Linked DNA regions of Mus musculus: regions 1, 3 and 4 are each linked to region 2. Evidence: chromatin loops called from intact Hi-C (ENCODE). Cell type or tissue: heart. All regions are shown on one strand.

The links. Peaks named below come from ENCODE experiments on the same cell type or tissue, not always from the same donor. Only the 100,000 strongest peaks of a DNase experiment are listed, where the experiment ranks them.
Region 1: a loop joins it to region 2, with 3 times the contacts of the local background. A loop is called at or near these places in 12 of 42 quality-filtered maps.
Region 3: it touches region 2 in a loop (2.4-fold over the local background); 5 of 42 quality-filtered maps call a loop at or near these places.
Region 4: it touches region 2 in a loop (2.6-fold over the local background); 7 of 42 quality-filtered maps call a loop at or near these places.

Annotation. Positions count from the first base shown.
Region 1 is chr4:57,876,856-57,884,855 of GRCm38, reverse strand. It overlaps Pakap (paralemmin A kinase anchor protein), which reads right to left. Exons shown (of 11, transcript NM_001384150.1): 9 at 1,654-1,832. Gm26138 (a small nuclear RNA gene) reads left to right here and starts at 7,361; the gene lies at 7,361-7,467. In heart, no CTCF peak of the experiment used is centred here; DNase peaks (open chromatin) are centred at 595 and 4,645; H3K27ac peaks cover 545 bases.
Region 2 is chr4:57,778,517-57,786,516 of GRCm38, reverse strand. All of the region lies in intron 7 of Pakap (paralemmin A kinase anchor protein), which reads right to left. Among named protein-coding and RNA genes, the nearest start is that of Gm35099, 27 kb to the right of the region's middle. In heart, a CTCF peak has its summit at 4,260; DNase peaks (open chromatin) are centred at 2,446, 3,286, 4,306 and 5,386; H3K4me3 peaks cover 2,447 bases; H3K27ac peaks cover 1,842 bases.
Region 3 is chr4:57,856,766-57,864,765 of GRCm38, reverse strand. It overlaps Pakap (paralemmin A kinase anchor protein), which reads right to left. Exons shown (of 11, transcript NM_001384150.1): 8 at 7,729-8,000. Among named protein-coding and RNA genes, the nearest start is that of Gm26138, 17 kb to the left of the region's middle. In heart, a CTCF peak has its summit at 4,512 (motif pointing right); DNase peaks (open chromatin) are centred at 1,955, 2,745 and 4,205; H3K27ac peaks cover 137 bases.
Region 4 is chr4:57,842,441-57,850,440 of GRCm38, reverse strand. The region is part of intron 7 of Pakap (paralemmin A kinase anchor protein); the gene reads right to left. Among named protein-coding and RNA genes, the nearest start is that of Gm26138, 31 kb to the left of the region's middle. RefSeq lists an enhancer at 2,674-4,880. In heart, CTCF peaks have their summits at 701 and 3,155; DNase peaks (open chromatin) are centred at 3,370, 5,280 and 7,520; H3K4me3 peaks cover 3,144 bases; H3K27ac peaks cover 5,266 bases.

The sequences.
Region 1 (8,000 bases), 98 kb before region 2:
CTTAGCCAACATGTTCCTTTACTTGGGTGAGATAGAGACAGGAAGCCATTAGCAATTGGAGAAAACTGGGCCCCATTGGCACCTGATGTGGGTTCCTGAGTATCAGAGTTTACCAGAAAGGGGTGCGGGTGGGGGGTCTAGTGTTCTGCCTGTGACATAAGTACCTCTTTCCACTATGTCCCAGGCAGACCCTGACCATGTTATCTTCCTACTTCCCATTTCCAATGTCTGGGGTTACAGGCCTGTGCACCAGGCCTGGGGATCACTTTCCTCCACTTAACATCAGCACTCCAGTGCAAAAAAAAGCACACACAATCAACACAGAATGCACTGAGAAAGCGTTTACGTGGGTCATGACTGAATGGCCCAGGGCTCTTCAGCTCATGGTCAGCAAAGCTGCTGCTGTACACTGTTGAATCAGGTGGAGGGAAGAAACCATATGCTTCTAAGACTGCACTTCAGTCGGCAACTAAAAACACCTAAAGAAGGACTCTACACCCAAAGGGGCTGCTAACATGGTTGAGTAGACAGTAAGCTGCTGGCACCTGTCCAGTGAAATGCGGTAGAACTGTCTGCAGCTGCTACCTAAGCCAGGGCTCCATCCACAGAGGAGCCTCTTGGCCTCACAGCAGAGATATTCCTTCGTGATTAAGAAGAGGGGTGTGTGTGTGTGTGTGTGTGTGTGTGTGTGTGTGTGTGTGTGTATCTCTTCTTTATCCCTCTAGCTGAAAAGGGGCCTTCAGCATCTGGCATTCATCCCGGAAACTCTCTAACTTGGGATTATCCAGCCAGGAGATGAAAGTCATTGAGTTGGCAGGGACTTCCTACTGTGAACCTCAGAGCATTCAAGTTGAGGGTAACTGCATAGCTCATCCAAACTTGGAAGAGTGAAAGGGGATGTTGTTCATAAACACACAGGTCAACAGGTAGACACTAGGTGGTTTATCAATCCAAGCTACTTGTGACCTCAGTATAATGGAGGAGGGGGGGGTTTCCGGGGGTGGGAGGAGTACTTTGGTGAAAGATATAAGATTGAGACTCTAGGGTGTTTATACATAACCTGGGGCTGCCCCTCCTAGGCTTGTGGGGAACCCTTCAGAAAGACCTCTTAAATCTCTTACTGGACAAGGAAACCACAGTGCAGATGACTTCCTTTCATAGGGCACACATCCAACATGTACAGAGTTGGGAAGGTTGAAGGGAGAGGGGTAGTTGTGTGGTTTTTAGCAGTCATTTAAAATGTCTCTTTCCTGTCCAACTACACACACAAAGAACCCCAAACAGACCTAGTCTCTTGAGCAGTGTGCGACATATACGAGGATAGATCACAATGCAGCTTTTGAAGCCTGAGAGCACATCCAGAGAGACTGCATCCTTCTTCGATGTATTGCCCAGGCACATCATCTTCCTCCACCCCACCATCTCATGGACCAGCCTCGCCCACCACCTCAAGCTTGGCTTAGCCACCAAACAACCAGCTCTTGATGATAGATACTTAGTCCCCGAGGCACATTAAACCACTCATTTGAAAATAGGTTTCAGAATCATGAGGCAAGCAAGAGAAGCAGATAAATTGCACACACATCCAAGATACAGGCATGCCACACTCAAGGTCACCTTCAGAAAAGAGAAAGGAAAGGAGGAAAAACTTACACTACTATCATCCATTCTCTCGCGCCTTTTAGATTTGTGGGTCTCATAGTCTTCCATGAGGGTCTGCATCAGGTTCTTGGGCCGCTGGGTTCCGGCAGCCTCTTCAGGGGCTAAGTCAGGCTGTAAGCTGGGACCTTCAGTTGTGGGGGATGGAGGAGGTTTGACTTTCTCTATTTTCCCTGAAACAACACGAAGAGAACACCCTTTCTAAGCTCATCTGCTCAGCAGGCACTGCTTGTAGAAGGAAGAAAAAAAAAAAACTGTCTCTCGGGCACTCGCACACACTTGCAAACTCAAGAGCAGAGCGGAGTCATGGTTAAGTCAAAGGGTTTCATTAAGAGAACGAAGTGCAAACCTGTTCAACACACACCACAGTGACACCAGAGCTAAAGTTCACTCAAATGGGAATGGCAGGCACTTTGCAACATGTCAGGCAGGCAGGCAGAAAGACAGACAGACAGACAGACATTAGCTCCAAGATTGTGGAGACGAATTCTCTCAGATAGTATCATAAAGCTGTCAGAGGTTGTAGCACTGTAGAAACCAACTTCTCACAGGTAAGGAAGCTGAGAATCTACAAAGGCCACTTGAGCCAAAGTTTGTCCCCAGCACTCCCAGCATCCTTTGCCCCCTGCATCAGGGGTAATCAATTACTAGTTGACCTGCCCTGGTATAGAGAAGTCTTTGAATGAGAATAAGACTCCAGCTTCTCAGGAGACACCAGGCTTAATTAGCTAACTTCTTTCATTTATCTTACCTGCTAGAGTCCCAAAGACCTTTTGCTAAGGTCCTAGACTTTCTGGAATGAGTGACAATAGAGGTGGAAAGGTAAGATTGAGCTCTTGAGATCGCCCCTCAAGAGTTGCCAGGTGGGGAGATTTGAGCAATGGTGTGGGGCCTCTAGGCATACTCAGCATCCTTCGAACATATGCCAGGCAGATAGACACTGGTTCCAAATATACAGGGACACGTGTTCATTCACAGATCACAACAGTAGGCTGTCAAGAGGAGTTGGCACCTTGGAGATTCATGTTTCTTAAGACAGTATCTCACGATGTGAAGGATGGCCTTGAACTCACATAGCCCAGACTGACTTCAAAACTCACTTCTGCTTCTTCCTCCCAGGCGCTAGGGTTACAAGCTCAGCCACGATGCCTGCTTTATGCCTTGCTGGTGACTGAATCCAAGCAAGCGCTCTACCAACAGAGCCCTTAGCTCCTAGAGACCCACTTCTCACAGGTGGTAAATCCCCAGCCTTCACTTCTAGATCATCAAGGCATGCGTGGGTGGATTTTAGTGCTACAGAGACTCAATTGCATCTCTGAGATGGAGCAATAGTGAACAGTTTTCTTATACATCTTTAATCCTAGCACTTGGGAGTCAGCGACAGAGGTAGACAGATTTCTGTGAGTTCCAGGACAGCCAGATCTACACAGAGAGAGCAGAGTTGAAGAGGAGGTGGGAAGTTTGAAATAGTCTTCTGTAGCCTATGCTGGCCTTGAACTCAGTATGTAGCTAAAGATAATCTTGAGCTTATACTCTCCTTGAATGCTGGAAATATAGGCATATGCCACTATATCTAACTTTAGGTTGTACTGGGGACCAAACTCTGGGCCTCATGTATGCCAGGCAAGCCTCTACCAACTGGGCCACAACCCCAGACTCACAATGGTCTTTTAAATGAAACTTTGAGAAACAGTACATGAGAGTGGTAAGCATGCATGCTCTAGATCTCGAGTCTAGAGCCAGTATGCTGGAGTTTGAACCCACTACTTACCAGCCATCAGTCAAATAGCTCTGGGCCAGTTCCTTACTCTTAATATTACATAGTTGCTATAAAGACTAAGTTAACACTGGTAAAGGTTAATATCCAGAACAGAAAGCATCCAATGACTGTAGCTGCTATTTGACCGGAATCTGAAGAAATAATACAACCGTGGGGTGAGACTGTGTAATCCCTTGGGCATTCTACATACGATCTGTGCAAGTCTGGAAAGCCAGAAACGTTGTTTCACACACTGTCAGGTTGGTGACTGTTGCTGGCCACCCTCTCAAATGTCCAGACCATCTCCCATCAACCCTTCTTCCAACAGTAAATGTCTAGGAAGCAGAGTAAACTGTCTACACTTAGCTTCTGGTTTTCACACTGATGTCTTTGCCAAATAAGACTTTATTTTAAGGTCTGTGAAAGCCGTTTTCTTACTATACTGTTTATCATCTCTGGATACTGAAGTGACTGTCATCTGTAAACTGTAAAAAATCACAGGAAGACACAGATCATTCCAATCGTCTATAAATCCTTTTCACTCATTTCAGTGAGGAACCTGTCACAGTGGGGTTTCTATCTGTCCTGACTCCTGGATCCCAGCAGAATAAGGGACAAGGTAAGAGTCAGTATGTACTTAATAAGCCAATATGTTTATTATAGAATGCATACAACCACTTTAGAAAACACTGGGATCAACACTCCCCCACCACCAGAGAATCCCAGGAAAGAGGTCCCCTCCCAACACTTGGAAGTCAGAGGCAGGAGCATCATCATGAGTTCAAAGCAGCCTGTGCTACACAATAAATTCCATACCAGCCTGGATTACAGAGTGATTCTGTAGTCAAACGCAAGTGAAAAAACACAAACATACACAAACAAACTCTGGGATTCAGACTGCAGGACTCAATGCTCTGGAATGATCCTAAGGTTGTTCTTACGGCAAGTCCTTCACGACCCTCATGACATTTAATTCTTACATGCATGATGGCTAGACAGAGTGGATAATTATGGCTCGGATCATGAAAGCCCAATGCTGATTCCAGCCAGCATCACATCTGAGAACAATAGTCAGAGTTAGTTCGGAATTTTGGCCAATTCCAATATGATGGAATGAGAAAGTTCCCATAGAGAAGCAAGTAGGCCATTAGAAAAAGACAATGCCTGCCTAACAGAAGAAAACCTATGGAAAACCTAGAACAGAAAGTAATGCCAGCGACGGCCAGTAGAGGTCGCAGAAAGCAAGGCTGTCTTAGCTGGGCTGGAGGAGGAGCCTCCAAAGAGGTGATTGGTGGCAGAAGAGACTTTGGATATTCAACCCCAAGGAAGGAAGGTCGCAGGCCTCAGAGACAAAGGAGAAACTGGTTCTGTTCTACAAACTTGCTAACTTGGTCAGCTCTCTATCCTGGGCCTTAAGACCACCAAGCATCCTCCCTACAGTATGGTACAAGTCATGTCTTAGAACTCCATGCCCCATCTTAGGAATCACACAAGTCACTGGAAAGCTGAAGAATGGGAACTGTTCCACACCTGACTCCTTCCTCAGGGTCCTGAGTTCAGAGTCAAAGACTTCTCATAGGATTATGGGAAACGTGTGGTATTTCCCCAACACAGCAGTTCATGGGGTCATTATAAGAATGAAATGTGGCTGGGCGTGGTGGCGCACACCTTTAATCCCAGCACTTGGGAGGCAGAGGCAGGTGGATCTCTGAGTTCGGGGCCAGCCTGGTCTACAAAGTGAGTTCCAGGACAGCCAAGGCTACACAGAGAAACCCTGTCTCAAAAAAACAAAAACAAAAACAAAAAGAATGAAATGCATATGTCTGAATAGTGAGTCACATCAATCTATGTCCTCACGAGGGCCCTACAAGTTCTATGACCTAGGGGACGTGTATTAGAAGAATCTGCAAACTGTGGAGTATCCTGGGTGTTGTGTGCATCTCATGGCTCCCGTATCCTTAGCTTTCATCCCAGGTTGGCCCATCAAACTTTGCTCTTCTTGAATTTGTCTCTTCACTGGGTGAATGATCAAGTACCTGAAAATGGCCTCCCTATTCAGTGATTAGCATCCTGCTATCCAGACGCGCCCTGGACTGGAGAGAGGGCCATCTCACAGAACGCCTGCATCCCTGGGAAGCAAGAGCAGACCATGCCAGGCAGAGCTCAGGGTGGGCTTCTGTTGGTTTAGGCTGAAGACTGGGGTTGACACATATAAAGTATGGAACAGGTACCGTGTAACATTATGCAACTGTCACAAAGAAACCAACAGGACAAAAATCAGCCTGCATTTCCCAGTAGACAAAAGGAAACATCTTCAACTTATTTCATAAACATAGTCCTGTCTAAAATAATGGAGTAAATTTGAGCCTCACATTTTGGGGGTAATTGAGGGCAGGCAGCCCCACACGGCTAGGGTGATCTCTATTACCCTGGCTATATGAAATAATCTTCAGTGCTACAAACAAATCAATAGCATTACATAAACAAACTTGTCAAACAATAGGTTTTTTAGAAAGGTGTGTGAGGGCCAGCAAGGTGGCTCAGAGCATAAAAGTATTTGCTGCCAAACCCAATGGCCTCAGTTCAATGTCTGGGACCTATATAGTGTAAGGGGATAACTGACTCCTGCAAATTGCTCTCTGACCTCTACATGTGCATCAAGGCATGTGCACACTCACACCCACCTATACACCCACACACAATAAATATGTGTATGTGTGGTAGTTTGAACAAGAATTGCTCACATAAGCTCACATATTTGGATCCTTACTCACCAAGGAGTGGTACTATTTGAAGGAATTAGAAAGATTAAGAGGTATGTCCTTGTTGGAGGAAGTGTATCACTGGGGGTGGGCTTTGAGGTTTCAAAGGCCCATGCCAAGCCCAGAATGTCTCTCTCAGTCTCTCAGTTTCTCTGACTCTCTCTCTCTCTCTCTCTCTCTCTCACTGTCTCTCTGTCTATGTCTCTCTGTCTTTGTCTCTCTCTGTCTCTCTGTCTCTCTCTGTCTCTCTCTGTCTCTCTCTGTCTCTCTCTCTCTGCCTGTGAATCAGGATGTAGCTCTTAGCTACTGCTCTAGCATCTATCTGCAGGCAGGCATGCTTCCTGCCATTATGATAATGGATTACACTTCTGAAACTGTTTTAAATGTTTTCTTTATAGGAGTTGTTTTGATCATGTCTTCATGAGGACTCGCATATGCACCAACTAGTAGTTAAGTGACACTCAGAAGTGATCAGGAAGCTACAGTGGGGAACCGGGTTAGGTGAGAAAATGTCCGTGTTTTAAAGCGACACATCTTAAATGTTCCTTGGGAGATTTGCTTTGAGGGGAAGAAAGGGACAGATGAAGCATTCTAAAACTCACCCAGCTGTTGAACCAGGACTTAAGACCGGGAAGCTGGGAGCTCACTGTAGCAAAATTACTTTTTTTTTTGAAAGATTTATTTATTATTATAAATAAGTGCACTATTGCTGTCTTCACACACACCAGAAGAGGGTGTCAGATCTCATTACAGGTGGTTGTAGCCATGATGTGGTTGCTGGGATTTGAACTCAGGACCTTCAGAAGAGCAGTCAGTGCTCTTACCCACTGAGCCATCTTGCTAGCCCACAACATTACTTTTTATGTCTGTGATGGTCCCTAACAAATAAGATGTACCAAAATGTGAAGAAGAAAAAAGAAAGAAAGAAACCCTTTACTTTTGTGTGTGCGTGCATGTGTGACTACATGGGTGTGGAACGATTTTACCAGCTGAGTCATCTTGCTGGCCCTATGCTTATTTTTTAAGAAATAAATTTAGCTATATTATTAATTTAAAATTTTTATCTTTACTTTTTCACACAGAGACTTTTTAAAATTAAAATTTTCCTTTTTATTATAACTTGTTCATGGTTTTTGATTACTGTTCTTTTGTTTGTTTTTGGTAAAAATAAAATGTTTTGGTGCTCGCTTCGGCAGCACATATACTAAAATTGGAACGATACAGAGAAGATTAGCATGGCCCCTGTGCAAGGATGACACGCAAATTCGTGAAGCATTCCATATTTTTACAGACTGGCTACACAAACAGGACCCAACATTCTGCTGCTTACAGGAAACCCATCTCAGGGAAAAAGACAGACACTACCTCAGAGTGAAAGGCTGGAAAACAATTTTCCAAGCAAATGGACTGAAGAAACAAGCTGGAGTAGCCATTTTAATATCGGATAAAATCGACTTCCAACCCAAAGTTATCAAAAAAGACAAGGAGGGACACTTCATACTCATCAAAGGTAAAATCCTCCAAGAGGAACTCTCAATTCTGAATATCTACACACCAAATGCAAGGGCAGCCACATTCATTAGAGACACTTTAGTAAAGCTCAAAGCATACATTGCACCTCACACAATAATAGTGGGAGACTTCAACACACCACTTTCTTCAAAGGACAGATCGTGGAAACAGAAACTAAACAGGGACACAGTGAAACTAACAGAAGTTATGAAACAAATGGACCTGACAGATATCTACAGAACATTTTATCCTAAAACAAAAGGATATACCTTCTTCTCAGCACCTCACGGGACCTTCTCCAAAATTGA
Region 2 (8,000 bases):
CCCTGAGTCTCCTGTGGTCCTTTGGAAAAGAGAGCACCATCTGCATATCAATCCATCGATCGCACTGTGGGTCAGTGAGTGAACTTAAAGCCAAGATTTCAAGATTTGTGGCTACTCAAAGTGAAAGTAAAGATGTGTAAGAAAGGGTGACACATACGTGACACATTCATGACACATGTGTGACACACTACAGTTTCCATGACAAGAGACTTTTGTTTTTTGTTTATTCTATCTTATTTTATTTTCTTTGCGTGTGGGAAGGGGACTTGCAAGGGTGGGGCGGGGAGATGTGGATACAAAGGGAAGGGGTGATGAGTGGGATGAGGGTGCACAGTATGAAATTCACACAAAAAAATCAATAAAAAGATTAAGAAAGAAAGAGAGAGAGAAAGGAAGAGAGAGAAAGAGGGAAAGGAAGGAAGGAAGGAAGAGAGAGAGAGAAAGGAAGGAAGGAAGGAAGGAAGGAAGGAAGGAAGAGAGAAAGAGAGAGAGAGTGAGAGAGAGTGAGTGTCAGAGTCAATGCAGAGCCAGCACCAGGACAGTGACTTGAAGAGTAAGTGGGAGAGGAGGGGACAAGACGCCAGACAAAGCACACACCACCAAGTGAAAAGGACAGGCACCAGAGGCAGGCACCGGGCTCAGAAAATCTCCACAGTCATCTTCTCTATCAGTGCAAACGAGGGAAGTGAATGAGAGACAGGACAGTTACTGGCACCTTAAAAAACAATAAAACAAAACAAAACAAAAAATTCTGTAATGCCAGGACTCCAGTGACCCAGGGAAGGCTTCCAAGATTCTATCTCAAAATTCTAAAATAAAACAAAATCACTCTTCATGTATAAAAGACAATTCGGTTGTTAATCTTTATGCTAGTGGCTAGGTTTTCATTCATTCATTCATTCATTAAAAATAATAACAAAATAAAATACAATAAGATAAAACAAAGACTACCACATTGAAGTTGGACAACATAAACCAACAGAGGGAAAAGAGCCCAAAAGAAGGCACAGGTATCAGACCCACTTGCTGACACATTCAAGAATCTCATAAAAACATTGAACTACGTATAAGCGCATGGGCCCTGGTGCAGGCCCGGTGCATGCTGCTTCAGTCTTTGGGCGTTCCTACGAGCTTTGCTCGTGTTAATTTAGAGGGCTCTACATTCTTGATGTCCTCCATCCTCTCTGGAGACATTACACTCTTTCTCTCTCCTCTTTCTTCGAGTTCCCTATCTCTGAGGGAAGGAATTTGGTAGAGACATCCCATTTAGGGCTGAGTGTTCCAAGATTTCACTCTCTGCTTAATGTCTGGCTGAGGGTCATTGTATCTGCTCCCATCTGCTGCAGAAGGAAGCATCTTTGTAGACTGCTGAGCAATAAACTATGAGCACACAGGATGTCGTTAGGCATCTTTTTTAAAAACCCTCTCTTTCTTGCTTGCTTTCGCTTTATAGAAAATCTGCCTTTGGGTGTTGGGTTTGTAAGCATAAACAAAACATTTCCTATCAAAACTTACTAAAATTGTTGAACTCCATACATACATTAAGCAGTCTCTTCCAAGTACCAGTGGCTGGCACAGAACCCATCCAGTTATCTAATCACATCGGTGACTCTTGTTTTTCACATCAAAGAAACAGTCATTCTAGGAGCCGACTGGGGTCACAGCATCAGTTCTGCTAACATTGTAATATGTGGAAATGTATTTCAAGCAAGGAACCAGACAGCAAACAGCAATGCTCCTGTTCCAACTATTAAAAATCTCTTAACCCAACCTTCATCCAAATTCAATTTCACCTTTATTTAAACTTCTCATTACCCTAGTAAGCAGAGGTGACTAATGACAACTGTGATAGAAATCTGGGCCATGAGTATTTTAAGAGCCCATTAATTTTCATTTTAAAAAATGTGTGGTTGGCGACTTTTTGAGACAGGGTCTCTCTCTCTGTCGCCCTGGCTGACCTGAGACTCACTATGTAAAGCAGGCTGCCCTCATCCTCACAGAAATCTATCTACTTCTGAGTGTTGTCATTAAAGGCATACGCCCCGCCCCCCTCCCCAAGATAGGGTCAATTCTGTAGCTCAGGCTGACCTGGAACTCAAAGTCCTTTGGCAAGCCTCCTGTTTCTGCTTCTACTATACTGAGAGGACAGGCCTGAGCCAGTATTCCCTACAAAAGCCCACTGACTCTATGAGGATAGCACACAACATCAGCAACAACTAGAAGGTCCACAGTGCTAATGGGTTAGCCCTATAATAAAATATTGAATGTTAGAGAAATACAACAACCAGCCCGGGTCATTTGATCAGTAAGTTAAGACAGCCTGCTTCACCTTACTCACTGGAGATCCTCGGGCTACTGGGTCAGAACAAACCACTTATGAAAGTTAAATGAATTCTGACAACACCACTCCGCACTCCGCAGGCAGAAAACACCGCCAACTGTCATGCCAGAGCTATGAGATAATGGGGATTTCAAAATGTTTGTCCTACTCAAAGACCAGCCAAGCTGTTCGTGATTGCACCTCAGCATCCCAGAAACCAGACAGAACTCCATGGTGCAGAACTCTGACTGGGGCAGAGATGGAGACCTAGACAGGTGCTCCTGGGCCACGGCTAACTCGGGGTGGGAGTGGGGACATGTTCCACAGGACTCTTGAGGTTCCCCCTTCCAAGGGAGAGGATTCTCATTTTCTCTCTCTCTCTCCCTCCCTCCCCCCCCCCTCTTTTAAAGAAAAGGATCAAAAACAGAGTGGAGAGCAAGCAGTAGAATCAGAACATGAACATCTGTGTTAAAAGTAATCAATTCCTTCCCATAATACTATAAAATCTAGTTGGTCAAAACCGGGAATGCCGCCAGACTTAGAGAAAGAAAGGATGTTTGGTTAAAATGGAAATGCTGCCAGGAAGGCAAGAGTGATGCTTAAGTGAATTCAGAGCAAAGGCAAGCCGGTTCCCCAGGCGTGTTGATGGCAGGTGCATAGCATATATATCTCTTCAGCCTCCAGGCGCCTGTGAGCACGCGCTGAGACAAAAAGAGCTTCCAGAGAGAAGTAAAACTTGTTCATGGACTCAAAAGATACAATACGGCACATAAAATCAATTTTTCAAAGGCAAACGCCAGTAGTAAATTTGCTGGATTATAGCCACTGGGCTTGGAATGGACACGGGGGAAGGTGCTGATTTGTCAAAGTCCCCAGTATGCAATCTCTGGGGACAAACGCTACCGGGTCTGAGGAGAGAACCCACTGTCATCCTTTTCACACATGCTTGGGATGATGGATTGTCGGGCCTAGTGAGTAGTAGTGTGTTCATCTGTGCTGTGTAGCTCGGCGACCCAGCTGCTAGCCCAGCCCGGTTGGCTCATCACTGGCTGCTCCGACCCTCACCCGCTCTCATCCGGCCACCTGCGCCACTGCTCTCCAGTGAGGGTTCCCGTTCTCACGGGCTTCGTTTCGGTCTCTTCTAATCCACTGGCTTTCTCTAGAATTTCCCAGGGCTGCCAGAGTCTCTCCGCTCTTATCTTTGCCAGCGTGCCTCCTCTACGGACTTTAAAGGTGGCACTTTCCTCTGCGACCTGCTCCTAAAATTCCCCTCAAAGTATTCGCAGATTCTCAACCGGGCTTCACTGGAGATGAAACCCCAGTTCGAACTCCTCAATGCCGAGCCTCAGGACAGACGATCCTGCTCACCTCGAGCCCCCACCCTCCAACCTTCCTGACCTTCAGAACCGTTGCTTCCTCCATCAGCTAAGAAGTTCAGCAGCCTAGACTCCAGTCCAAAAGTGCTCCGGCTGAGCACCCTAGGCCTCAGTTTCCTTGCAAAGCTATAGACTTCTAAAGATGCCGCCAGCACTGCCACCCCAGCAGGCAGGAGTTTTTGGCTAACTGACCTCGGTGGCTTCGTCTACCTCTACTGGCTCTTTTGCACAGCCACATTTGATTTCACCGTTTTTCCTGTATATCTCGGCGGAAGGTGGGGCTGTTTATTTTTTAAAGCATATGTAAGTATTGAATAAGCCCGGCCATGCCCTAAACCTAAAAAATTCAAAGGCATAAGGACCTTTCTAGCTCGAATAGCTTCCCAGACAGGATCCACTAGACACAGACTTGAAGACCCTCACAATCCACCTTTTCCCAGTGCCGGAGAGCGCTCTAGCCCGAGTTCCGAACCGCCACGCCCCAACTTGAACACCCACCTCTAGGCGCCAGTTCCGAGGGCGCAGTACTCCGGCTCCGCTCCAGCGTGGTGCGGCTGCCGCCTGCTGCTCCCAACGTCCAGGGAAAGGCGCGGCACAGCCCCAACCTGGGGCCAGCGCATCTGCCAAGAGCAGCAGCCTCTGGGCTCGCCTGGCACCCGGGAGCCCCGCCCACCCATCCGGGCCCGCCCCACTCCAGGCCGGTGGTCCGCCCTCCGTTTTCATTGCTCCTCCCCATCCACCCATACCTCCTCTTGGTAGCTGGAACAGAACATGAGCCCTAAGAAATGGTGAATGAATGCATGTATGTATGTATGCCTGCATGAATGAATGGAGAAACCGAAGTGATGGGAGAGGTGGCAAGAGAATGTTTCCTAACTGGGGAGGGCGCCGCGTGTCTGAGTTAGTGCATGGGTGGGTGTCTGTGAAGGCGTTGCCGCATGTATATACATATATATATATATATATACATATATATATATATATATATATATATATATATATATATATATATATATATGTGTGTGTGTGTGTGTGTGTGTGTGTGTGTGTGTGTGTGTGTGTGTGTATGTGTATGAGTGCGTGTGGAAGTATGTGTGGGAGAAAGCCCTGACTGGCCCTTGGTTAGAGCGAACATAGAGGGATTGGCTGGGAAGTGTTTCTTAGCTATAATAAGAGTTTAATGTGGTCCAAAGGCTGAGATGCAGGTAGAGAGATATTCTGGAAAATCTTTGGTTTGTACATCTTTCAGGCTGCTGTGGCTGTGCAGCGGTCGGTCGGTGGCTTCTGGTGTCAAAGCGTGTCTGTTAACAATGCCAGAGTTGGGGAAGGGAGCAGCTGAGGCTCAGGGTTTGACTCCATTAGGCAGGTGGCCAGCCATCCCTCATTTCAGAGAGGTCTGAAATTTCAGTCTGTCGTCCCCTCCCCCGCGATGAATATTTAAATAATGTTAATGACCTTTGGAAAACCGAGCAGTCTAGAAGTCCTTAGAGAGGACACCAATATACCCATAAATGGCCCAGACAGAAAACAGCATTTTCAAAAAGCAAGCTATTGTGCGTCTTACTCAGCTTTAGGGCAAGTTTTCTGCAGAGGAAAAATCACATCAAGCGGAGTCAGATTCAGCTGTTCACCAGGGAAGCGCTTTCCCGGTGATCCACAACCTCCCAAGTCTGACTCCTTTATAGTCCCTGGGGCTTTTCCAGTTCGCCCTAGCCATCCCCTCCTCCGCCCACAATCACAAGGCCCGGGGCTCAACTTCTTAAAATCTGTTTGAATGACAAACACAGCGGGAGAAAAGTCCAAGTCCCAGCCGGATTTCATTTCCCTAACTTCCTTTGTATTGGAAATCTGGGACCTCCCCAGGTTAGGGAAGTGAAATCAGACTGGGATTTCCCTAAAAGCGTCTTCACTTACGGGCCAGGGAACCAGACCACCTCTGAGAAGGGCTTTCTCCTGCTTGAACACTTCCCCAACGCTGACTTGGGGAAGCCCGTAAAGTCTTCCAGGGAGAATTGGATAGGTTACTTCTCCGTTGCCGATGAACAGAGCCAATTTAAACCAGATTAGATTATATTAAAGTCAGGATTAATGGGAAGCTGCTCTTGACTGGTCTCAAGGACCAAGGCCAGGGAAGTCACCATGGGGGAAGGGAGGATAGTGGAGGGAGAGAGAAGGGGGTAGAGAAGAGGAGAGACTAAAACATCTGGATTATATAGGGAAGAGCCTCTGGGGGAAGAGCAGCCCAGCCCCTGGACTGGAAAGTTCAGGGTTGGGGGCAGGGTATGCCCGTTAGGGACTGAGGGATGCTGGGAGAACCTGGAAGCCAGGTCTGCCTTGGTATGTAAAATATAAAAATATTTCAGTCCCTTGTCCCCGGGGTCTGAAACCAAACAGACTTTCCTGACTCTCATTCTGCCTTTCCCTTAGCATTTAGAGATTGTCTAGTATGCCGTTTTGTTTTGCTTTGCTTTGCTTTGCTTTGCTTTGCTTTGCTTTGCTTTGCTTTGCTTTGCTTTGCTTTGCTTTGCTTTGCTTTGCTTTGCTTTGCTTGGGCTCTTTTGAGACAGACTCCTCTTGCTCTATAGTCCTGGCTGGTCTGAAGAGGCCACTGCGCCTGCCTTTCACCATTGGTTTTTTCGTATTTTTAGATACTATTAGATTTCAGTAGTATTTATTATTGGCTAGCATCAACTTACCTCCCTTGCTGTCTTCTTTCCCTCTTCCTTCACCTCCCTCCTTTCTTCTTTCTCCCTCCCTAGTCTATAATCTCAGCCCTTGAGAGCCAAAGGCAGAGACCCTGCTATCACTTAGACATCAACTTGGAGAGTTCTGGGCTATCCTGGGCTATAATCTGGTGTGTTCTGAGCTAACCTGAGCTACAGTGTGAGATCTTCTCTCAAAAAAGAAAAGAATGCTGGGCAGTGGTGGCGCATGCCTCTAATCCCAGCACTTGGGAGGCAGAGGCAGGCAGATTTCTGAGTTCGAGGCCAGCCTGGTCTACAGAGTGAGTTCCAGCACAGCCAGGGCTACACGGAGAAACTCTGTCTTGGGAAAGAGAGAGAGAAGAGAAGAGAAGAGAAGAGAGGGGAGGGGAGGGGAGGGGAGGGGAGGGGAGGGGAGGGGAGGGGAGGGGAGGGGAGGGGAGGGGAGGGGAGGGGAGGGGAGGGGAGGGAAGGGAAGGGAAGGGAAAGGAAAGAAAGGGAAGGGAAAGGAAGGGAAGAGAAGGAAAACAGAAAAAGAAAAAGAAAGACATTGGGTGCCCTACATCCCGAACTATTTTGAATACATCAGTATCACATGAGAATGCTCCCTGCAAGAAGTATGCTTGGGGAGGTATTTATTTCACAGCCCACAGACTAGACAAAGAAGGCCTCCAAAATCAAAGCAGAGGTGATGTTCTATACAGACCCCAACTTGGCAAGTATTTCATCATCTCCCTCTCCTCGTACATGCCTAAACTAGAGTAAGCATAAAAGTTACTAAGGAAATTTGTTTCATTACTGAGCAGTGGTGGCCCACACCTTAAATCTCAGCATTTGTGAGGCTGAGGGAAGAGATTGGTCTGTGAGTTCTGGTCTACAGAGTGAGTTCCAGGATAGTCAAGGCTACAGCTACACAGAGAAACCCTGTCTCAAAGAGAGAGAGATTGAGATTTGCTTCATCATTAGAATTGAGTTAAATGATGAATTATTTATTTTCCAAAGCAATGTCCATGTTCTATTTAATTTTCAAGTTTATAGCATTCTATAGAAAAAAAAAAACAAAAAAAAAAAAACAAAAAACAAAAACAAAAAACCAAAAAACTAAAATGCTAGTAACATTGCCAGGATAAAACTTGTTCAATACACGCTGATATTATATTAGAAAACTTTTATGTTACTTTTCAAAATATTGAAGCAGTAACCATGCTTAAACTTATTTTTGGTATTATTTAATGTGTGTATGTGAGCACCCCCCCCCATAAGTCTCTGTCCCGAGATCTGATGCATGGTGCAATCTTTTTGTAGCATACCTTGGCTAAGCTGAGCATTTTACAACTAGCTCCTAGATGTGTTTTAGCAGCCTTTTAGTGAAAATAAACAGCTCCCACTCCCATGGATGAAACAACCTGGAGGAATAAATGTCACCTGCTTGTGAAAGCCCTACTTTGTCCAGGACAGATGGCCCTCCGTGGTAGGCAGCCTTCCACAGGGGTTTTGCTGTGTCTTAGGGAGAGGTGAGATTTCTTTCACTACAAACTAGGTGAACATTTTTCTTTTGTGACACCTCTCAGCTGTTGGAGCACTTTAAACAACACTCTGGGC
Region 3 (8,000 bases), 78 kb before region 2:
ATCCAACTCACGATCTTCTGGGCTCCTCCACTGCTGCTGCTCTTGGTGGTCATCTCATGGTACTGGCAACTCTAAAACACTGCATGACCCCTGTAGTCCTGGGCCATCAATTGCAACTGAGGCTGCACCTTCACCAATGGCCTTCCATGGCCTCTCACAGTGCTGAGCCTCAGCTGCTCTGCATGACCCCTTCATGCCTTCAAAACCAGTACCACCTGGGTGACCCTTACATATTACCAAGTCCTGCTGCAGCAAGAGTACAACCTTGGCTATCTCTGGAACACAGCCTCTTTGTGCTTTCAGAAAACACTTCCCAGAAGATGTCACCTCAACGATGCTGGTCTCTTCTTAATCACCGCTAATTTTCTTAGCTCCAGCTAACCAGTATCAATAGTCCCAGTACTGCATAGGTTTTGCTTTAGTAGTTCTGGTATCTTGTTAATCACAGCTGATTCTCCAGCCCAGCTAACCAGAACCACAGAATAATCAAACTCCAAAATAGCACTGGCCCTTAAAAGAGTCTTTAATTTTCCCTCTGAAATTTCACAAGCCAGGCCTCCATCTTCTGCACTGTTCTCAACATTATCTTCCAAGCTCCTACACAACAGGTGACAGAGCTCTTAACACCAAATGGATCTTCTAGCCCAAAGTTCCAAGTCCTTCCACAGTCCTCCCCAAAACATGGTCAGGTTGTCACAGGAATACCCCACTCTGCTGGTACCAATTTGTCTTAGTCAGGGTTTCTATTCCTACATGACCAAGAAGCAAATTGGGGAGGAAAGGGTTTATTCAGCTTACACTTCCACTCTGCTGTTCATCACCAAAGGAAGTCTGGACTGCATCTCAAGCAGGGCAAGGTGCAGGAGCTGATACAGAGGCCATTGAGGGATGGTCTTTACTGGCTTGCCTCCCCTGGCTTGCTCAGCCTGCTCTCTTACAGAACCCAAGACTACCAGCCCAGAGATGGTCCCATCCACAAGGGGACCTCCTCCCTTGATCACTAATTGAGAAAATGCCTTACAGTTGGATCTCATGGAGGCATTTCCTTAACTGAAGCTCCTTTCTCTGTGATAACTCCAGCTGTGTCAAGTTGACACAAAACTACCCAGTACACCCCCTTAGCCTAAATATTTGGCAAGTACCAGCAATTTAGCTTATTTGTAACTGAGGCATTAAAACATCAAGGAGCCATGCAGATTACCAGGGTAGCTTTGCTACACTTCTGCAGCCCCCCTTCCCCCAGAAACACACACACACACACAGACACACACACACACACACACACACACACACAGAGAGAGAGAGAGAGAGAGAGAGAGAGAGAGAGGGAGAGAGAGAGAGAGAGAGAGAGAATTGATATGATATGATATGATATGATATGATATGATATGAATTGAAGTGAGATGCTTTGCTTTTTCTGAAAGTCATTACCATACACAGGCTTGTCACAGAGGATAGCTGGGAGTCTAATTCTCAGGAGAATGGCAATATGGTTTTCCTTTGCAAAAGCTACATAGATACATGGATAGATGAATGGATAAATGGAGGGATAGATAGAGATAGATAGATGATAGGTAGATAGATAGATAGATAGATAGATAGATAGATAGATAGATAGACAGGTAGGTAGATCCAGTGATGCCTGGGCTATAGAGTAAAACTTTGTCTCAAAAAAAAAAGTTTGTGTGTGTGTGTACGCACTCATGTATGTGCATGTTTGTGTGTAGGCATCTGTGCACATAGCCTCATGTGTTCCTATCATTTTGACCATTATTTTGAAGGGCTTTTGGAAGGAGTAGGTGACAAATGGGAACCCATGAAGTAGCTAGTACTATACACAGCTTTAAGGTCTTGTGTTAAGTTTCAGCTAGCATGGCTTAGATTTACATCAGCAAAGAATGTTCCGGAAACAGCGGTGGACACCAACCACCTGTGGGACCTTCCACACAAAGCTTATGCTACTTCACACAGCCAGCTGGACTTGGCCTGGAAGTGAAACTCGAGTTCCTAACAATAGATACACACACTGAGAAGTGTCTGCTGGTGTCCACAATATGCAAAGACTGGGAAGCTCTTAATTAAGTTCGTAATTCTCACGTGAGTTTAAAAGGATGTTTGGGTAACCCCCCAACCCCATTCTCTCAAGGGAATTTTACCCTAATATATGTGTTTCCCATTAATTCGGCTCATAAATCTGTCAAGGGACTTCTTTTCCCCCTTTCTTTCTCTCCTTTTTGAAACACTAGGGATTGAACCCACTTGCGCATGCTAGGCTAGTGCTCTACTGTTGAACTCTTCCAGCTCTTTCCCTCTTATTTTATTTTGAGAAAGAATCTTGTCAAGTTGCCTAAACTGGCTCCCAGCTAACTCTAGCCTAGACGGGCTTCGAACACCCCCTCCCTCAGCCCCCCAGGCAGGAATTATGGGCCTTCACCCCACTCTTGTAAAAGGAGGGAGTGAGGAACACCATCCAAATGTCTTTTCAATATCCAGGGAATGGGGGTTTTTAGGTCACAGCACCCTCGCTCTCAGCAGACTTTGTCTGCTTACTGTTTAGGATCCAGCATGTGGCCAGCATGATTTCTACTAGATAAGGAGCTCAGACATTATCTTTCATCACCTAATATCATTAATCTGATCTGAATCACACAAAACCTACTGAGTCACTTCTGGCAGGAAACATGAAGCGGTGCAGAGGAAACCCTAGCAATATTTCATTCATGAGACCCATGTTGGAGCCAGAAGTTCCAACCCACAAATTGCCGGAGTAATGTGTCAAACTTCCTCCGGGATCGCAAACTAAGTAAGAGGCCGGCTGGCCAAGCAACACTCCAGAGGTTTCCAGGCTCGGAAAGAAAGAAGCCTGAATTTGTATTCACTTTAATTTTGGTTCCTCTCTCCATGCTGCGATCCTAGGACACCCCACATTGTATCTTTTCTACATATTCTGAATGTAAATACGAAGGAGTGGAGTCTGTCCACATCACACTATGACTATGACTGTGTTCAACGTAATAAGAAAACCAGGACAGAACATAAACTCAGATTATTTCTCTTTCTTTCTTTCTTTCTTTCTTTCTTTCTTTCTTTCTTTCTTTCTTCTTTTTTTTTGGGGGGGGTGGTGGTGGTGATTTGGTTTGGTTTGGTTTGGTTTGGTTTGGTTTGGTTTGGTTTTTCAAGACAATATCTCTCTACACATAGCATAGCCTTGGCTATCCTGAAACTCACTATGTGAACCAGGCTGGTCTCGAACTGGATCTGCCTGCCTCTTGCCTCCTGAATGCTGTGATTAGAGAAGCATCAAGCAGTTAATGTCTTCTTACAAGGATGAAAACGAGCACAGTGTGACTAAGACACAGGGAGGGAGATTCACATTCCTAAAGTGGGAGGTTAGGTTCTAAGGTCGCTGGGACCGGGTAACTGGAGGTCAGTGAGCCAACCCTGGCACTCGGGCATCTTGTACAGTAAATTCAATCCTTGTAGGGGAGGCAGGAAGCCTGACAGGCACACCAGCTGGGGGAACCAGACTAGGCAGCAGCATCTCCTTACACCTAACAATTGTTTACATGGCAGAAGTAAAGCTGGAGCAATATGGGGACGGATTCCATTAAGAGACTGAGTGGAGAATTCGAAATACCCCCTGCTATGGTCTGGTGTTCCGGGAACCTCACAGATACATTGAAATGTAGTTACGATTGTATGCTATTAGGGGGGACTTTGGGAAGGTGATCAGACCATGGGGTCAGAGGCAACATGGATAGTATTAATGTCATTATGAAAGAAGACACAGGGATCTATTTAGTTGCCTTCCCACCACATGAGTACATCAAGAAGGGGTTCCCTCTATAATCTAGGATATGGGTCCTTGCTGGGACCTTAATCTTGGACATCCCAATCTCTACAACTCCGAGAAATTTCAATAATTTCTATTGTTTATAAATGACTCAGCCCCAAGTATTTTGTCATAGTGAATCAAATAGTCCAATTTGCCCATCAGCTACATGGACTTCCAGAAGGTTCCACAATGAAGTAATGCAGTTGACGCAGGCAAACCATGGCTTCCATGCAAGCAGGAGCCAAGAAGCTCACAGAATGTTTCTCCATCAGTTAGGCTTCCAACTTCTGGGGAGCACCATCACTGGCCTGTGCAGTAGCTCCCAAGCTGGGGCTGCAATCACATGGTACAAAGACTTTTCTCCAGGACAGGATGCTTAACCTCCATCTCCGTGCCAAACCAGCTCCAGCCAAAACAATTCCAAGGAGAACTGGACCAGTAAGACTTGTTGGGGAAAGCCAAGTTCTTGTGGCTAACCACTGGAGAAAACTTTCCCTGATAGTTTTCTTGCCTTAAGCACTTAGCTGGCTCTGGCCTGTGACCCGAAGGCATTAAAAACCCATCGAGGAAGTCTCCGAGCTCTTCCTCCTCCACAGCCCACCCTTCCCTTTCCTTCCTGAACAGCTCGGTCCAAGAGTCATTAGCTGGGGCTAAAAACCATGATGCCAGCAGAGGGCCTGGGAGGAGAACGCAGTGGCCTATGGAGGACTGTGGAGTCAGAGCAAGGTGGACAAGGGACAGCAGTGACAGAGGTAAATGGAATGCAGGAAGGGGAGGCGATCATCTAGAAATGAATACTGGTTCATAATTTAATGAAGAAAATAGGAGCTTGGTTAAATGGTGTGGGTAGAAGGGCCAAACAAATACCACACTGAGGATATCAAGGAGTAAGCTGCAAATATGGAAAGGGCAGGAGCGTTTCCTAGAACACTGGCCTCTGAGCAAAACTGCCGCCATCTGCATCAGACAAGCTGCACCTGCTTACATAAGACCATCACCAGCATGTCTGTTCCCTCATAGGAAGCGCAGATGGGGGAGGGTCCCTGGACCCTTACCCGAGATTCCCAGTACTCTCTCTTGCCCCTCCCAGCCACAATCTATGTAATTCTGCACACAGCCTCCAGGTCTCAGGGGTCTCTAGAACACATAGACTAGGGAAGGTTAACCAATGGGGGAAGCTACATTTATGCAGCTACGGGGAAGCCATCATCCAAGCTAGGTAAAGACTTAAAGCTTTGGGGTCAATACACTCCTGTAAGCAATCCTTTACCAGTGCTCTATAAATAAGTTCAATAAGCTCAATGGTCCCCTAGGATGACCTTTGGAAAAAATATACTTTGGTTTGACTTTGGGAGTTTATAAAGATGGGGTGAAAATTGTCTCCCCAGGGAAGAAATTTTTATGACAAATGTGAATAAGTCTATTAAAGCAGAATTAAAAGATCCCCGACTGAGTAGAATTGCTTACCATGCACCCCTGACAGTCTGAGCTTGACTCCCAAGAACCTCAGGGAAAAGCTAGATGGTTGGTGCACATCTGTATTCCCAGCACCCCCACAGTGAGAGACTGGAGGCAGAGATGGGAGAATTACAGAGAAGTCTGAAGATTGGCTAGCCTGGGCTACACAGCACAGGTGCAGAGACAAGAGCCTGCTCAACAAGATGGAAGGTGAGAACTGATTCCTAAAAGGTGTCTGCTGACCTCCAAGTCCACACCATGACATGGACACTCACAGTCTCCCTCTCCTTTCACCACTCCCATGCCACTAACTTTTGGAAAAGATCTCTGCATGAACTCTTGATTTCATAGATAGATAGATAGATAGATAGATAGATAGATAGATAGATAGATAGATAGATAGATAGATAGATAGAAAAACATAGATAAGATAGACATAAATGTAGATATGCTTAATCTCCAAATATGTTCGTTAAGCCTGCCTTAGTGGACAATCCAACATTGACGCACATGCTGATCTTGATGTATACATCCCATTCCACTGTAAGAGAATAACCGCTCTTTGCTCTTTGGAGATAAGACTGATAAGTACGAGCTAAAATAGAACACCATGCAATAACAAAGCAGAGGGAAATGCTGAAAGAACTGCTTCTCAAAAAGACACAAAAGAGATCTGGAAGGGATTTTCATACCATGACTAAATAAAATGAGGATAAAAATAACAAGACGAATGAAAACTAGTTATTGAATGTAATGGGATTCCATGAGACCATATTGATATAAAGAAATCCTAGACTTCCAGTCTGATAAGGAGTGGGATAAAGAGTCCAGAGTCAGGTGTGTCTAAACAAAATATGTATTCATTTCAAAAGGAAAATGTAGCTTCTCTGTGAGAAGCCTTTCAAACACTCCTTAATCAAGTGATCGGAAGTTGATATTGAATGGTCAAAACTAAGATCTGTCTATCCCAGAACGAGCTAATACCACGTGCTACTTGCTTAGACACTGTGAGGACGCAGCATCAATTTGGCTGTGCTTTCCCCTAGCAAAAGTGAGATGTAATCACACAAAAGCATCCCAAAGACCCAATGTGAGGGGTGTGTTATAAAACTCAGGCAGTAGAGCATCACGGTGCCCAGTGATTCTCAAGCAGTCTAGAATAGAAACACACTGTCCTCGAGAGCTTTTCTTTAGGCTTGCGATTATCTCGAATCTTAAAAGTTAATAATAAAGAATGAGTCTGTGCCATTGTAGATTTGATGGAGGTCAAGGGTCAACATGAAGGGATTAATATGTAAATGAACCAAGTTAAACAGTGATGGTTACCCTTTACGGTAATGCTTCTTAAATTATCTTTGATGAAGGATCAGCTTCCCCACGAGTCTACAGTAAAACACATGATCCCACACTTGGGTTTCAGGATGATATCCAATGTTCTACCTACAATGCTTTCTTCTAAAGCCCGCACTTATCTCGGTGTGAACAATACAATGCATGGCCCAGTTCTGAGCCCACTCTGAGGAGCTCATCTCTGAGACAAGATGAACAGAGCCCCAGGTGCTATCATATCCACACGGGAAACAAAAGCTTCTGGTCACACTGTTAGCCACAGTGGCATTCACGGCATTGCCGTCTATACCCACAATTCAAGAAAGGGGCTGCCCAGACAATAGAAGGAGATTCAATATGGCCCTTCTGCCTGTAGTAGCTTCACTTTTCGAAATGGACAAGAATGAATGGAAATGTCCAGAGCAGACACATGTATAGGCTGAGGTTGGGGAAACATTCTAAGATAACATCTGAGGAAGGCACTGCTAGGCAGTCTCATGGTGCGAACATCACAGAGCAGACTTAGAATCCAAGATGGCGATGATTGCACCGGGTAGTTATCTCAAGGGATCCCAACCATAAAGATGGTCTATCATCACATGAGTGTAACTGGTTTGTGATCACATAAAGGAAGTCAAACCCAACTGAAAGGAAAATGGACAGAGTATCTGCAGCCTGCAACCCTGAGTTAAGACCATCCCGGCTAGGAAGAAAGCCGGCACCCTGAAAGGGGTTAGTAGAACACAACACATCCCCCAAATTTGATGGGTTTAATTTAACTATAGCTTTTGAAGGTCCAGTTACTGATCTGAAGACACAGAAAGCACAACAGCCCCACTCTGCCAAGGTCTGTGCCTCACTTGGCCAAGATGCAGCCCTCCGAGGGGTGAAGGGAGGAAGCTTGTACAATAAATAAATCAAGACAAGGCTGACTGAGAGGCAAGGAGCCCTCATATCCACTGAGAACAGCAACCATGACCCAGACGACACCCTAACACCTCTGCTGTCGAACTCCTCTTGCCAAAAGCATAGCGGAGGCTCCGCATGGAACCGTGAACGGAGTCACTTTCCCAGACACCTGGATGCAGGATGTAGCTGCTACTCACCTGGAGCAGTCTTGTAGCAGGTGGTCCTAGAAGGCAGCGATGGGGCGTTCTTGGCCCTGGGGCTTGGGGTGCTTTGCCTCACTTGTCTCTGCCGCTTTAGCTCCTCCTCCCTTTCCTGGGCTGCCCGGATCTCTTCTTCGATCATGGACAAAGTCCGCTGCTTCCTTGACCTCAGTTTGAAGGGCCCAACCATGACATCAGACTCTTGAGTCGCCAGGAGGGAGGCTGTGCTTCTCAGCTCAGCTGCCTCTGAATACTTGCTGAAGTACCCT
Region 4 (8,000 bases), 64 kb before region 2:
GAATACAGCACACAGAAAGCTCCCGGTGGGTGCCTGGTACACAGAAAAGCTGTGCAAGGATCACTCGTATGAGATGCAGCCCACCAGTCCTCAGTACTTACATAGCCGTGGAAATGTCGGCACAAACCAGGCACTACAGCAAGTCTGTCTGTGCTAGGGGCACACTCAGTGCCCGTTCTGTGGGCACACTCAGTGCCACATCCCACTGAATTCGCATCAGCCTTTGGTCCTGACGAGCCTCAGCTATCCCCATGTGAGCTCTCAGCTGACACCCGGAAGACCAAGGCCTCTCTGTTAGAGGTTGGAGGAAAGACAGATTTTACTATTTCATGACTTTGGAATTAAGAGGCTTAGAGAAACAGAGGAGACTTTTCCCCTAAGATCACAACTGGCTAGTCATAAATGTCACCGCTCTTCATTGTATCGCAATGTGTCAGAAGGTCTTCTTCCAAAATATGACAGGAAGCTTCCAGAACAACATGGGAAAGGTCATGAAGAACGGATGGCAGGCTGAGAGAGTGTCTTCCTTTGCCCTTGATCCTTGCTAACTTGAACCTCCTTCGGTCAAATTAGACTCATACTTTAGCCTTAAGTCAGTGTCTTCCTTCCTTATCCAGACTGGGGCGAAGGCAGACTCCCTGGAGAGGTAGCTTCTGCTGCTTCTGCTGCTTCTGCTGCGGAGCACTGTGTGCTGGGCCCTCCAGATGGAGATGCAACACTGCAGTCTGGGCGTCTGCACTTTGGGCTCTAAACTAGAGTCTCTGCCCCTGCTGACAGCTTCCTAAGGATAAGATAACCACAACTCCTACCCATACCACAGTCAACGGCACACAAACGATTCTAGAAGCCTGCCTAGTTCCCATAAAAGATGGTAGCTGACCCTAGACCAGCTGGACCAGTGGATGGCAGCACGCTCTTTCTGTCTGGGCCTGCAGCTGAGCACACCAATCAATACCAGAAGAACTAGAAGTATCTTTCCTCATCAGGTCACACCAGAAAGATGTGCTTCACAACAAGGACAAGAAAAATTGATGATTCTGTTAAAAATGACGAAAAGCCAGATGGGCATCCACACTCATCTTTCTTTGTGCTCTGCTTCTGAGGAGGAGGAGGAGGAGGAGGAAGAGGAGGAGGAGGAGGAGGAGGAGGAGGAGGAAAAGGAGGAGGAGGAGAAGGGAAGGAAAAGGAAGAAGAGGAGGAGGAAGATGTATTTATTTTATGTGTATGAGTGTTTGCCTTCAGTATATATGTGCTCTATGTACATGAAGTGCTGGAAAAGCTTTAAAAAAAAAAAAAAAAAAAGCCTTGGGTGCCCTAGCAATGGACTCAGGGATGGTTGTGAACTCCCATATAGGCTCTGGGTACCAAGCCCAGGTCCTCTGCAAGAGCAACAAGTGCTCTTAACCTCTGAGCCATTTTTCTAGCCCTTTACTCTGCGTCATATGCCCAGAAATAATCGGGCAACTTCAGACCCAGGATGCTGTAAATAATAAAGTCGATCCTGCCATCAAGATAGACGAGATCCTTTCAAAGCCCGGGCCGAAATAAACCTCTCCAGAGAAGGAGGAGGGGTTGGAAAAATGGCTCATTGGTAAGAGTGTATACTGCTCTTTCAGAGAACTTGAGTTGAGTTCCTTGCACCTATGCCAAGAGGCTCATAACTACTTGTAACCCCAGCTCCAGAGAAACCAACACCCTCTTCTGGGCTCCTGGGACATCTGTACTCCCATGCACAAGACCTTCTCCATATACACATGAGTAAAAAATTAAATACTAAAAAAAGAAGGGCTGGAAAGACAGCTAGGCAGTTGAGAACATTGTCATTTTTACAGAGAGGACCTAGTTGGGTCTCCAGCTCACAGACATCTAGAAGTCCAGTTTCAGGGGATACAACACCCTCTTCTGGCTGCAAGGGCTACTACACACACACACACACACAAAACATGCAATACACAAATACACATAAAATGAAAAGAGTACGTCATTTTTTTTAAGGAGTAGTTGTTTAAATTCCAACACTTCACATGTCTGCTCTGTTCATGATGACACCATTTTCTTACTGCCCACAGGTATTTACGTCCCCTCTTGATAAGTGTCTGGCCCGCCATCACCTCCCATGCTCCTAGCCTCAGTGCAGCATGACCCAAATTGATCAAGCCAGGTGTGGGCTGCATGGCCAGGTTTCTCAGTTCTGAATAACCCAGATTACTTCCTGTTGCAGCTACTATAGTTAAATTAGAAATGCTTTTCCCCAGGTAATAGGTGACCTGATCCTTTAATCCAGTTATTTTTAAGTTCCATCAAAAATATGCACTCACTGCTGGCCTAGGATCAGAGGCATGGTTAGAGAATAAAACTTCCTCATAGCTGGGAAATCAAAGGACATCGCTGTCCCTTTTCTTAGCCCTCCCTGGCTTGCATAAGTCACATGTTTAGTAAGCAGGGCACAGTTGCTACATAGCAAAGAACTGGCTCTTCAGGCCATGCGTGGCTACCCTCTAGGATGGTTGTTTCTGGACTCTTTTTAACTTTCTGAACTCAGGTGCCTCCACCACAAAATGTCAATTCAGGCTGACACAACCTGGCTATTGCTGTGGCCTAGGACCCCTTACCAGCGGCATCACCAGCCCTAGAGGAGGCAGACAGACCTTTGAGAGACTGTCTACACAGAGGAAAACAGTGGGGTCTGATGGGGACAGCAGCTGAAGAGCTTAAGTATTATCTCATTAAACTGCTGCCATTCCAGAAGTCAAGCCTGAGACTCCCCCAGGGTGACATATCTTTGCTTGAGGCTTGTTGTCCCCACAGCTCTGAAGGAGGATGGCCAACTCTCCCAAAAAGGGATCTGATAGCTTCAGGGAGATGGGGTCCCCAATCACATGATAAGAACAAGAGGCCCAAGGCAATGGTAATGAGACCTTAGCAACCCCAGGAAGCTTTGCACAGCCTTCTAAGGGCAATGATGCTGGCCTCAAAGAGTTCATAAAGAAAGCTGAGCCCCTGCAAGGTCCCGAGCAGGTAGCTTGCAGCTCCTGCGCCCCAGTGTGTTTGCAGATGGTAGAGTACAGTTTACGCTAGGACTGGGCAGCCCAGTTCACCCTCCCTCGAAGGCACAGAACAGAAATACTGGCTTTCTTTGTTAATTCTACTTCAGGGAAGTACAGCAGAGGGGCCGCATTCCAGGCCTGAATGGCCTTTCCTCTTCCACCTCCCTGCAGAGAGGCTTCCGGCCGGTCCTAGTGTTGACTGTGGGAAACCGAGACAAACCACTCCTGACGGAGGTCAGCTCTTCCAGCTCCCAGCTGAAGGAAGGCAGGCAGCCAGACTACAGACCCCAAACCTTTCTCAGGCAGCTGCAGGCTAAATATAGACCAGGAAAGCTCAAGTCATGGCTTTGACCCCTGAAAGGGGCTGATACTAACAATGCCTGAGCTTCTGTCCTCCCTGAGACATCTTGCCAGGAAACCATCACTGCTTAGAGTGACCTGGGGCGGGGTGGGGCTCGGTTCTTAACATGAAACTCCAACCCTTTGGTGGCAAGGAGTTCCAGCCCCATTGAATAGTCCCAAACTTTTTTTTTTCCCCCTGAGAGCTTCGGTGGGCTTGGCCTGAGCAGAGCATAGTAGGTTTGGTGCGTGCCTCAAGGGGGGCTCTAAGACTGGATAAAAACACTTCTAGAAGGCGTGGACAGGGAACAAAGTCACCTGTGTCTTGGCTCACATTCGAATGAAGAACTTTTAGGGTAAGGGAGTTTCTGGACCACAAGCTTTTCCTGTTAATAACGACCGACCCTTCCACTTCTAGCCAGGCTGGAAGACCAGGCTCACTTTGCCGCGCTGCATATCTGACATCTGGAAAATGTTAAGGTGATGTTTAACACATTTACAGCTGGGGCTTTCTCTGAAAGAAACTGGAGACAGTGTGTGTGTGTGTGTGTGTGTGTGTGTGTGTGTGTGTGTGTGTGTGTGTGTGTGTGTCGAGTGAGGAGGAGTGGGCAGGGCCGAAAGGAAGGAAAGAAGTTGTTGCTTGGCTGAGTCCCTTGCTTAAAAAGCTGCTATTTCTTTCTTTTTCTCCCCTCTCTTCTTTGGAGACAGGGTCTCACTCTGTCTAGCTCAGTCCAGCCTCTAACCTGCTATCTGGCCTCAGCTTATATGTGCTTGGGTGATAGGTGTGCACTTCCTTGCTGAGCTAAGGGTCCCTTCTTTCTGAGAACCTTTGGAGGTTCCCTAGAGGAACACCCGAGACTGGCTGTTAGCTCAAGATTCCCATGAATGAGAGAATAAGGTTCTCTCGAGCCTTCTCACTAAGGCTGCTTGGAAGGAAGTCCCCATACCCTGGAGTAAAGCAAAAGGACTTTCTGAGGAATAAATTCAGCAGGCACAAACAAACCTAATTTAAGTTCTTCCCAACTTCGCTGCAGCTCTCTTGCTCTTAGGTAGTTCCGAACTCTGGGTTCCTGCCTAGCCTAGGGTCATGATGACAGGAAGAAAAGTTGAGACTACAGTGGAACTCAGAGAAAAGAAAACTGTGCCCGGAGTAGGGAAGTCTAACTTTCTGTGCACAGAGATGAGCCTGAGGAGGGTATCCTGACATGCCACGGCACATCCAGGAACAAAGCCCCAAGTCGCCTATTGAATGCCGTGAGCTCCACACCATGGAAACCGTTAGCCCACTGTAGAATTCATCAGGGAGCTCTTTGAACAGATACAAGACAACTAGAGAACAAGTTACCAGAGTCCCTGGGTCCCGCCTAGGCAGCTTTCTGAAGTGCAAAAGGGACATGCAAATTCTCACAGACTCAGACAGTGTCTTTAAGGCATTTTCTGTCACACACGCAGCTTCGGTCTGTATCTGCAGTATTTCCTCTGCCTCTTAGCACCAAGGCTGGGAGCTTGACAAGATTCACAGTAAGAAAAAAAAAAAAAGAGAGCCGTAGTAAGTGCTCAGCTGCCCACCACGCAACAGGAGAGGCCTCCAACTCTCTGCAATAAATCCAGACCCTGACTCCCTCCTCAGAGGAGGCTCTGGCCTTGAGAGAACTTTCTCCTTTCAGAACAGAAAGCAAAGGACCATGAGACCAACTGGTCATCAGATGTGTCTTACCCTACCCAGAGCAAAAGCCCAGTGCACGCACCTCCGGGAGTCCGCAGTCAGAATCGCCTCTTTCTCTAGACAGATTCCAGTGCTCACACTGGCTCAGCCGGGACAAATTCCTTAGGAGTCTCGGGACTGGAGACTGTGATGTCACCGCGGGCCCTCCCTCTGTTCCCTAAAAGGCCATTCACACCAAGAAGGACTTTAGTCCCCTTCAGAGGAGCCTGGCCCCTCCCTAGTCGGCCCAGGATGGGAGGGCAGTTGCTTTCCTGCCTGAGGCAATGCTAGCGGCCTTGGTCAGGCTCCAGGGCTAGGCAGGGAAAGAGCAAGAGCCTTGTAGGTGCCGATGTGACCTGTTATTGGGGCTTCTTTAAAACTCAGATATGGGCTGGCGCTCGCTACTGAGTCTGTAAAAACCTCAAGGATTCTAAACAAATGACTGCCTTTTTTATTCTTTTACACAAGATCTCACTGGGTAATCCTGGCTGGTCCACTATATAGACAAAAGTGGTTTCGAATCAGTGAAATCCCCCTGCCTCTCCTCCCTCAGGTTGAAGTTAAAGATATGTGCCACCTAAAGCTAAACATGGGACATCTGTATAGCAAAACTCAAAGAAAAAAAGAGGTAACAGAAATGAATATTTAATGTAGCTGAGCCCAGACAGTGTATGTATATGCAATGAATGTGTCCTGGTTAGGGTGTCTAGTGCTGCAATAAAATACTATGACCAAAAAAACCCAGCCAACCAACCAACCAAACAAACAAAAAAAAACAACTTGGGGAGGGAAGGGTTTATTACAACTCAAAACTCCATCTCTGGACTGGAGAGGTGGCCCAGTGGTTAAGAGCACCGACTGCTATTCCAGAGGTCCTGAGTTCAATTCCCAGCAACCACATGTTGGCTCACAATCTGTAATGGGACCCAACACCCTCTTCTGGTGTGTCTGAGGGGAGTGACAGTGCACTCACATAAAATAAATAAATAAATCCTTAAAAACAAAAAACAAAAACAAATTCCGTCTCTAAGAAAAGTCAGAGCAAGAACTCAAGACAGGAACCTAAGTTTGGTGTCAAGTTAACAAAAACCAACCAGTATGCAATGTGATAGTCAACTTCTAACGTTCCATGCTATCCCACAAGCACTTTCTATGTTTAAAGGTTTCTATATAATTACTTACTGATTCATTTGATTTTGTGGTGCTAAGAATAGGACCCAGGGCCTTGCACGTGCTAGGCAAGTGTTCTACCCAGGAGTTCCTCCTTAACCCTTCCATTATTGTGACTGTTATTTTAAAATTTGTTACAGCACCTCACTAAATTACTCAAAACTGACTGAGCTCGCTCTGCAGACTATGCTGGTCTTGAACTTGTGATTCTCCTGCCTCAGCCTCCCACGTAGCTGGTATTAGTACAATGCATTTTAACTGGGTATATGATAGTTTACAGAATCCTGGGTGAAGTGGCCTCACCACTGAATAAAAATGACAGATAGACAGATAGGTAGGTAGGTAGATAGATAGATAGATAGATAGATAGATAGATAGATAGATAGATAGAAGACATGACTGCTCCTAAGAGGTTTAGGTTTTTATTATAGATACACGAGATATAAGATATGGATATAAGAGAGGCAGAGACATCTAGAAGAGTCCAGCTGGACCTTGCCGGCAGACTGAGCTGGGCCATGAGAGGAGAGGGCTAAGTGGGGAGTGAAGAGTGGGAAAGCCAGAAAACCAAGAGAAGAACCAGAAACCAAGAGAGCAGGAGGCCAAGAGAGTGGTGTAGCCAAAATGGCTGAGTTAAATAGGTGCCAGAAGAGCTGGGGCTGGAGAGTTCAGGGGAGGAGGTAGGGTATACCAAGCAGAAGGACCCTGTAACAGGTAGGGACTCAGGGATGCTGAGACCACCTGGCAGCCAGAGTCAGCTTTGATATGTTAATAGGCACACCCCAGCTAGCCATCTGTCCTAGGTTTGAGACCTAACAACCACTCCATAGCTGACCAAGAAAAGAGCAATATTTGCTTTGGGTAGAGGTGCCTGACCCAAATGCATCTGGTTCCCTGGCTTGTTCTGTCAGAATCAGATTCTAGAACCACGTAAGTATCCTGGAGCAGTGCCCACTCTCTGAGGACACCCACTGGCTCCAAACCCTGCTTCCAGGTCCTACACATCTCATTCCCTGGAACTTCAGGATGACCTGGAAAAAAAAAAAAATTCAGGGCCTAGCTAAAGCTCTGGCTGCCTGGAAAGTGAGTCAGAATCCTGGGTCAAGTCAACACCACACCGTGATGAACTCATTTTCTTTAGTGAGAGAGACAAAGAACATCAGGTTTACAGTAAACTGGGCAGGGAAAGGGACATGAAGGATATTACACGTCCCGAGAGGCCAGCTGATCTGGGGTCAGTCTGAGAGCAATCTGTTCTGGTGACAGAATAAATAGCCCAATGGATTGCAAGCAGGGTTCCCCAGGGACCTCTCAGGACCCTCCTGGGCACAAAGTGTCAGGGAGGCTTCCTTTGACAAATATTTATGACATCTAAATGACATTTCTACACTTGGACATACCAAGGAATTTCCTAAAGCCCCGCTTAGTGATACCAGAGCTCCGGGGGGAACTCTTGGAGCCTTCGGAATAACTGGAATGTTCTGCTGTGTAGCTGAAAGGCACTTCAGACGCCACTTAGCAGTCTTATGTAAGATGAGATAGGAGACTCACACTGAGGAACGTCACTGGTCTGCTTAAGCATGAGGGACCAATACTGGTCATGGGGTTCCAGACACTCAGGAGGCTGAAGCAGGAGGATTCCCTGAGCCCAGGAACCCCGGGGGCAGCCTGGGCAAGAGGAAAGAAAACAAAGAATGAGGGACGAGGAGGACTTCCAAACCACTGTGAGGCAAGGATGC